Linked DNA regions of Homo sapiens: region 1 is linked to region 2. Evidence: chromatin contacts called from ENCODE Hi-C data. All regions are on one chromosome and are shown on one strand. Each heading gives the region's core, a stretch centred on a gene start or an enhancer-like site at or near the end of the contact. The rest is flanking DNA. Distances are from core to core; before and after follow the strand shown. Region 1 holds the start of CHIC1 (cysteine rich hydrophobic domain 1). Region 2 holds the start of PBDC1 (polysaccharide biosynthesis domain containing 1).

Evidence for each region. Hi-C counts contacts between places; a loop is a spot of excess contacts on that map. Pooled maps may share reads with other maps.
Region 1: a map of CD8-positive, alpha-beta T cell shows a loop between it and region 2 (11-fold over the local background). The contact joins the promoter of CHIC1 here to the promoter of PBDC1 in region 2. A Hi-C loop is called at or near these places in 2 of 168 maps with a recorded cell type or tissue (both CD8-positive, alpha-beta T cell), 1 of 37 single-sample maps with no recorded cell type and 11 of 50 pooled maps.

Annotation. Positions count from the first base shown.
Region 1 is chrX:73,561,389-73,564,696 of GRCh38, reverse strand. CHIC1 (cysteine rich hydrophobic domain 1) reads right to left here and starts at 1,500. Exons shown (of 6, transcript NM_001039840.4): 1 at 1,117-1,500. The coding sequence starts at 1,412. It also overlaps the pseudogene MAP2K4P1. RefSeq lists a silencer at 1,521-1,580.
Region 2 is chrX:76,170,852-76,174,396 of GRCh38, reverse strand. It overlaps PBDC1 (polysaccharide biosynthesis domain containing 1), which reads right to left and starts at 1,335. Exons shown (of 6, transcript NM_016500.5): 1 at 1,229-1,335; 2 at 747-812. The coding sequence starts at 1,258. RefSeq lists enhancers at 953-1,252, 466-1,323.

The DNA of each region.
Region 1 (3,308 bases), core at 251-2,750, 2.6 Mb after region 2:
AGCCATTATCAAAACCAGAGGCAGCATGACATAACAACAAAAGGCAACCTATTTTGAAAATGCAGTAAAAGATAGCATAGTTCAGAGGATGAACATGACACAGTACTCAAACTTCCAAATAGTTATGGTCCAAGCAAATAAAAATGAGGAAGCACTCTTTAAATCCCGGAGAATCATCAACATTTTTGCCTTGTAGCTGTTATGAAGTCCCTCCCCATTTTATTTTCTGAAATATTCAATTTTTCCTCAAGATTTCAATTTTTTAAAAAACCACCCTGGATAAATTTTAAAGAAATTATGCTCAGCTCCCAAAGTATTAATTTCCATATATATTTAATGCCTGTATATTTCATACTTGGGCATACAAAATCCCTTGGAGGTAAATTATCTCAGAACTGAAAAGCTTTAGAAACCATCTACTCCAAACCCTTCATTTTAGAGATGAAGAAATCAAGGCGCAGAAATGAGAAAAAGCAACCTGACCAAGGTCACAGGGCCAGTAAGAAGCAAAACCGGGACCAGCGTCTAAGAGCCCTGACTCAATCCATTTCTTTTTCTACTTTCCATAGCTGCCTCTCATCCTGAACCTCTAATCGAGTGATATATAAGGAAGGATTCGATAGGAAGAATGGATGGATGAATACGTGGGTGAATGAACATTCTATTATTATTCACAAAATATATCATGTTTCTGTTTTGAAGAATGCAAGCCTAGTTCTTGTCACATGTCACAGCAATTGCTGTTTCCCACAAAGTATCAATCTTGTCAGCAAAAAACCCTCTGGTACATCCTGCAGTTTAGAGACTGTTCACTTGCCAGCATACATACAAGAAAGGAGACTCACCCCTACTCCAATCGCTCTGGCTCCCAAACCCCTAACTTCCCTCTCCTATACTCACTCTTTACCTGGCATTGGTGCATCATATTTACATTCTCCTCACTTCCTTCACACGTATCCACCCATGGTTTCCCCATTTAGACCAGGTGTCCTTTCCTAAGTGTACGCCTCAGTCAATCAGTCAACCCTCCCCCACTCCACAGGCCCCTCGATCACTTCTCATTCCTCTGTTGCCAAATCTCAGGCATTTCAAGTCCCAAGACCCCCTCTCGCTTACACAGTGATGTGGCCGGCACCCCGCACTAATACAGGGTCGGGAGCATATCTCCGCAGATGCTCCTCGCTCACTACCCGAGGCGGGGGCGGCGCTTCCTCCTCCTCTTCCTCCTCCTCCTCTTCTTCCTCCTCCTCCTCTTCCTCCTCTTCCTCCTCATCCTCCTCGTCATCGTCGGGCCCAGATACCGACGACGACGACGACGGCGACGACGACGACGTTGCCGCTTCTTCTTCCTCCTCCTCCTCCAGTTCCGAGATGGTGTCGAACTCCGCCATGTTGGGCAGCAGGATGCTCATCACGTGACCTCGCGATCGCCGCCACGCTCCCGGAGAAGAGTTTGAACCTGCCGAGGTGCTGCAAGAGGAGGGGGAACGAAATGAAGAGAAAGAGGAGGGGTGTAGGGACAGGATTTGAGGAGACGCGCCTGCGTGTTGGGCAGACGGGGGGGTGGGGGGGCGGCTGCTGGAGGCGGGGGCACTAGAGAGGAGCAAAGTCAGTGTACGCTTGCGCAGCTCCAAGGGGAGGGGGCCGCTAGAGGTGAACTCCAAGGAGTTATCCAGGTCCGGTCTGCGGGTGCTCGCCTTAATACTGCTCTCTGAGCGTCAGCTACTTGTATTCGGGGTATCTTCTGATTTTATTGCTTATTAATTAATGCTGGGCATTATTAACCCAACTGCAGGCGGGTGAGAGAAAGCATATTGTATAAAAGTAAGGTTAGAACTTTGTCCAAAATATCTCAAGGTATATACCAATCCCTTACGTTTGTTCAGCATTACAGTTTAAAAGCCTTGCGTCATAACTTTGCCACAATCTTGGGAGGCAGGGTAAGCACTTTTATTAGCATTTTACTTAAGAGGAAACTTTTTACTACTTCTCCTATGTAATACTTAACGGAGGACTTATTAACTCAGGGACTGTGCTAAGTGCTCTGTATGTATATCTCATTTAATCCTCTGCAACCCTATGAGGTATGTATCATGATGATTTTATATTACAGATGGGAAATCTAGGTGCAGAGAAAATAAGTAATTTGTCCAGTGTCAGGGAGCTACTAAATGGGAGACCTGGTTTTAAATTTGGTGGTCTCTTCTGATTCCAGAAGCCCAGTACTCTTAACCAAAGGGCTGTACTGCCTGAAGTTGTTTGGAAAGATTTTGTAGAATGGTGCCTCTTGGGCTCTTCCTTAAAAGATGAATCAGAATATGCATGTTTGAATTTTGGAGTGTTTTTTGGGGGAGGGGGCGGATGGAGGGGGTGAAAGGAGCATTCCAACCTAAGGAAACCTTAATTAACATCATCCATTTTCCAGACACTGAGCTAGACCCTCACATACAATATTTCAGTTAACCCTTAATCCTGAGAGGTAAGTATCATTATATCTATTTTATTACATGACAAAAGTGGGTCTCAGAAGTTTAAGTAATTTATTCAAGTCTATGGTGACCTTTTGTTCAAAATTTTCCATTTTAAATGGTCTATCCTATCTTCTTTACACTCACTAAAATGTTGTGGGGATCACATATTTTGCGTATCTAAATAGTGTGCCAAACTGTTTCATACTTGGCAGCAGCACAAAAATCCATATCATTAAGACAGTAAAGTCACACAGCTGCTAAGTAACAGAACAAACACTGTAATCCAGGCATTCTAATACCAGCTTCACTGCTCTTTCTGCTACTCTACGGCTGCATCCCAATCAGATGGTGTGTCTCTGGGGAAACAGACATAGTCAAACTTTAATTTAGGATGAGCACGACATTATCAGTATAAACAAAGCATTTAATGTGTGTGAAGTAGGAAGAAATTAGTTCTGTAAGAGAAATGAATCAAACCATTATCATCAAGGAGTATGTGTTATTAAAATGAAAAGCCCATTTTTATTCAAAAGTTGGTTTATTTAGGGAACTTTAAAAATAAGTCGGAGATCGAGACCATCCTGGCTAACAAGGTGAAACCCCGTCTCTACTAAAAATACAAAAAAAATTAGCCGGGCGCGGTGGCGGGCGCCTGTAGTCCCAGCTACTCGGGAGGCTGAGGCAGGAGAATGGCGTGAACCCGGGAAGCGGAGCTTGCAGTGAGCCGAGATTGCGCCACTGCAGTCCGCAGTCCCGCCTGGGCGACAGAGCGAGACTCCGTCTCAAAAAAAAAAAAAAAAAAGTCATAACATTATCAATAAGCAACAAATTATAACT
Region 2 (3,545 bases), core at 86-2,585:
TATAATAAGTCTTACCAAGCACCCCACTGGAGGTTCCACTGGAATCTCCCATTCCAACGAGACCGAGCTATTTCACTGACTCCAGAAAAAGCCATTTGCATTTGTTACCTCCATGCCTTAGACCATGCACTTTTCCCACGTGCCAATCCATGTCCTTTGTCCACCTACACTTTGAGGATACAGGTAAAGCTCCATTTCCTCAGTCAAGTCTTCCACTGCCTTGGCCCCTTAGGGATTTCTCCTTCAGCTAAATTATTTGGATCTTATGGCCTGACCCACTCATTATATGTATCACACTCTTATTTGGGTGTTTTTACTATTCTCACATCCTCTTGTCTTGTTTTGGAAAATACCTCATATACTTTCTCAGTAATTTTCTAAACCAGACACACCATAAGCTGCACAATGGAATCCCTCAGAGACCCTTTAAAAATACTGATTCTTGGCTCTCATTACCCAGACATTCTGATTTAGGTGGTATGAACTGCAATCTAGGCAGCGGGATGTTTAAAAGCTCCCCAGTAATTCTAAAGCGTGGCCAACTTGGGGAACCACTTCCACAGGCGTTAGTCCTGCGTTTGTGGACCAAGATTAAAACGAACTGAACGAAGGTGCAGTTTCTGGTGTAAGTGGAGAGGGTCTGCAGTAGATTATCAGGACGTGAAGTTATAACTTAGTGGCAGGCAGGTCCTGCAGAGATCCCAGGCTAGCTGAGTGGGTGGGAGCTGTGGGTGAGTCATACTCACATCGTTGCCATACGACTCTGCTGGGAGAGAAAGCGCATGTGCCACAGACACCAACTCCCCGGAAACCTAGAAAGGAGGAAAAAGAGTTCAAGGCTCCCCCCAAGGCCGGGCGCGGTGGCTCCCCCCAAGGCCAGTCGCAGTGACTCGTGCCTGTAATCCCAGCACTTTGGGAGGCCGAGGCGGGCGGATCGCCTGAGCCCAGGAGTTTGAGACCAGCCTGGGCAACATGGCGAAACCCCGTCTCTACAAAAAATACAAAAAATGTAGCTGGGCGTGGTGGCACGGGCCTGTAGTCCCAGCTCCTCGGGAGGATGAGGTGGGCGGAAGATCTGAGCGCTGGAGGTCGAGGCTGCAGTAAGCGGTGATCCCACCACTGCACTCCAGCCTGGGCGACTGAGTGACACCTTGTCTCAAAAAAGAAAAAAAAAAGGCTCCACCTGGCTCGACCTCCCCACTCACCCGACCCCAGAACAGCGTCTCACCGGCTCATCAGTTCCACTGGTGGCCGCCATCTTGCAACCCCCGAAAGCGTGGCTCCTTCCGCAGCTGATTGGAAAGCTGAGCCGGATCAGAGTCCTTCTCAACTGGCGGCTCCACCGTGCGCTCTCCCTCCAGCTGAGGAAGTTGCTGGCCCCGCCTTACCCTCCCCGCACAGGCGCAGAGGTGGAGTACTGTTGCGTAGGCTGGACTGCTTGAGAGATCTGAGGTGATTGACTCGTCAGTAATTTTCGGTGGTGATCACGGGAAAAGGTTGTGTTAAAATAGTGCCCCTTTCTTGTCTTCACTGCGCCGTGTGCCCAGCAAAAATTCAAATTTACTCTCCATTCATATGCGCATATACGCACATGCGCATACACATACACACCAGTACCCCAAACCAGGGAGTGATTCACGAAAATGCATGGTGCTAGGGCGCAGAGTGCAGGAATGAAGAATTTAGTCCCTGCCTTGGAACAACTAGATATAGTGAGGGACCGGATACAGTAGTGCTCACAGCATAGCATCGGATGATGTGGGAGCATGAATGGGGGATACCTAAGCTGAATCATGAAGGGGAGCTTAGCCAAGCAGACAGGGAAAGACAGTCCAGGCAGAGGGAATAGCACAAACAAAGCCATTAGTGGCACCTTGCTGGGAATTACAAAAGCAGTATAGCTGAATCCAAAGTGGAGTCATCTATAATCATTTGAGGGAGCACAGGGCCTTTGGTATGCTGAATGTTAAAGAGTAGAGAGTTTACCCTTAGAGCAACAGTAAGCTACTGAAGATTTTTAAGTAGGCCAGCTTCATGGTCAGATTTAACTTTTATGATCACTCTAACACAACATAGAAGATTAATTTGAGGAAGACAAAATTGGAGACAGAGACACCAGTTTGAAGGCAGTGGGTGATGAAAATCTAAACTAAAGCAGTGGCAGTTGAGATGAATTTTGAGAATTAATGGGGCTTAGAATCAATAGAACTTTTTGACTAATTTCATGTAGAGGATAAAGGGGAATTTGGATTCTAGTATGACTCCCAGATTTCAGAATAGGATTTGGGCATAAATATCGTTGAGCAAGGGAACACAGAGGAGAAATGATGAGTTTAATTTGAGAAGTTAAGTTATAAGAGCCTATGGGTCATTCAGATAGAATTGACCAGGCAGAGGGAGATCTGATCAGAGATAAATTTGATAGTTGGTACTTCAGGTTTAGTTGAGCTTTCATAAGAAATCTCTAAAGTACTGTAAAGACATAAAAAGCAGCAGGTCAAGCATTTATGAAGGAAAAAAGGCAGCAAAAAAAAAAAGTTGTCGATTGTCTGTCAAAGAACAAGGCAGAGCCTCACAGAAACCAAAGGATGTAAGAGCTTCTAGAAATAAGTGGTGAGCAGACCCCAGTACTCTCAGTTGAGTATACTAAGCATAAAAATATAGGGAGGTTGACAACCTTAGCAAGAGCAGGTTTAGTGGAATGGTCATTGACAACCTGAACAAGGGCAGAAGTCAGATGGTAGTGGGTTGAAGAGGGAGTGGGAGATAAAGAAGAGATGTTAGTGATCATGGAAAGTTCTTCCAAAACAGGTGCAGCTAGAAAGAAACATGAGGTCTAGGGACTTTAAAAAAAAAATCGGGGTAAAGATCAGATAATATAAAAATTTACCATTTTAATCATTTTTAAGTGTACACTTAGGTAGTGTTAAGTATATTTACATTGTTGTGTGACAGATCTCCAGAACTTTTTCATCTTGCAAAACTGAAACTCTGTATGCATTAAAGAACGATTCTCCACTTTCCTCTCCTTTTGGCCCCTGGTAGCCACCATTCTATTTTCTGTTTCTATGAATTTAACTATGTTAGACACTGCTTATAACTGGAGTTATACAGTATTTTTCTTTTGGGGACTGAATAATGTCCTCAACTTTCATCCACGTTGTAGCATATGACCGGATTTCCTACATTTTTAAAGCTGAATAATATTCCATTAACGCCGGGTGCGGTGACTCATGCCTGTAATACTAACACTTTGGGAGGCTGAAGTAGGCGGATCACTTGAGATCAGGAGTATGAAACCAGCCTGGCTAACACGGTGAAAGCCTGTCTGTACTAAAAATACAAAAAAATTAGCCAGGCATGGTGGCGGGTGCCTGTAATCCCAGCTACTTGGGAGGTTGAGACAGGATAATTGCTTGAACCTGGAAGGCAGAGGTTGCACTGAGCCGAGATCGCGCCACTGCACTCCAGCCTGGGCAACAGAGTGAGATTCTGTCTCAAAAAAAAAAAAAATCCGTTGTATGTAAATACAACATCTTGTTTAT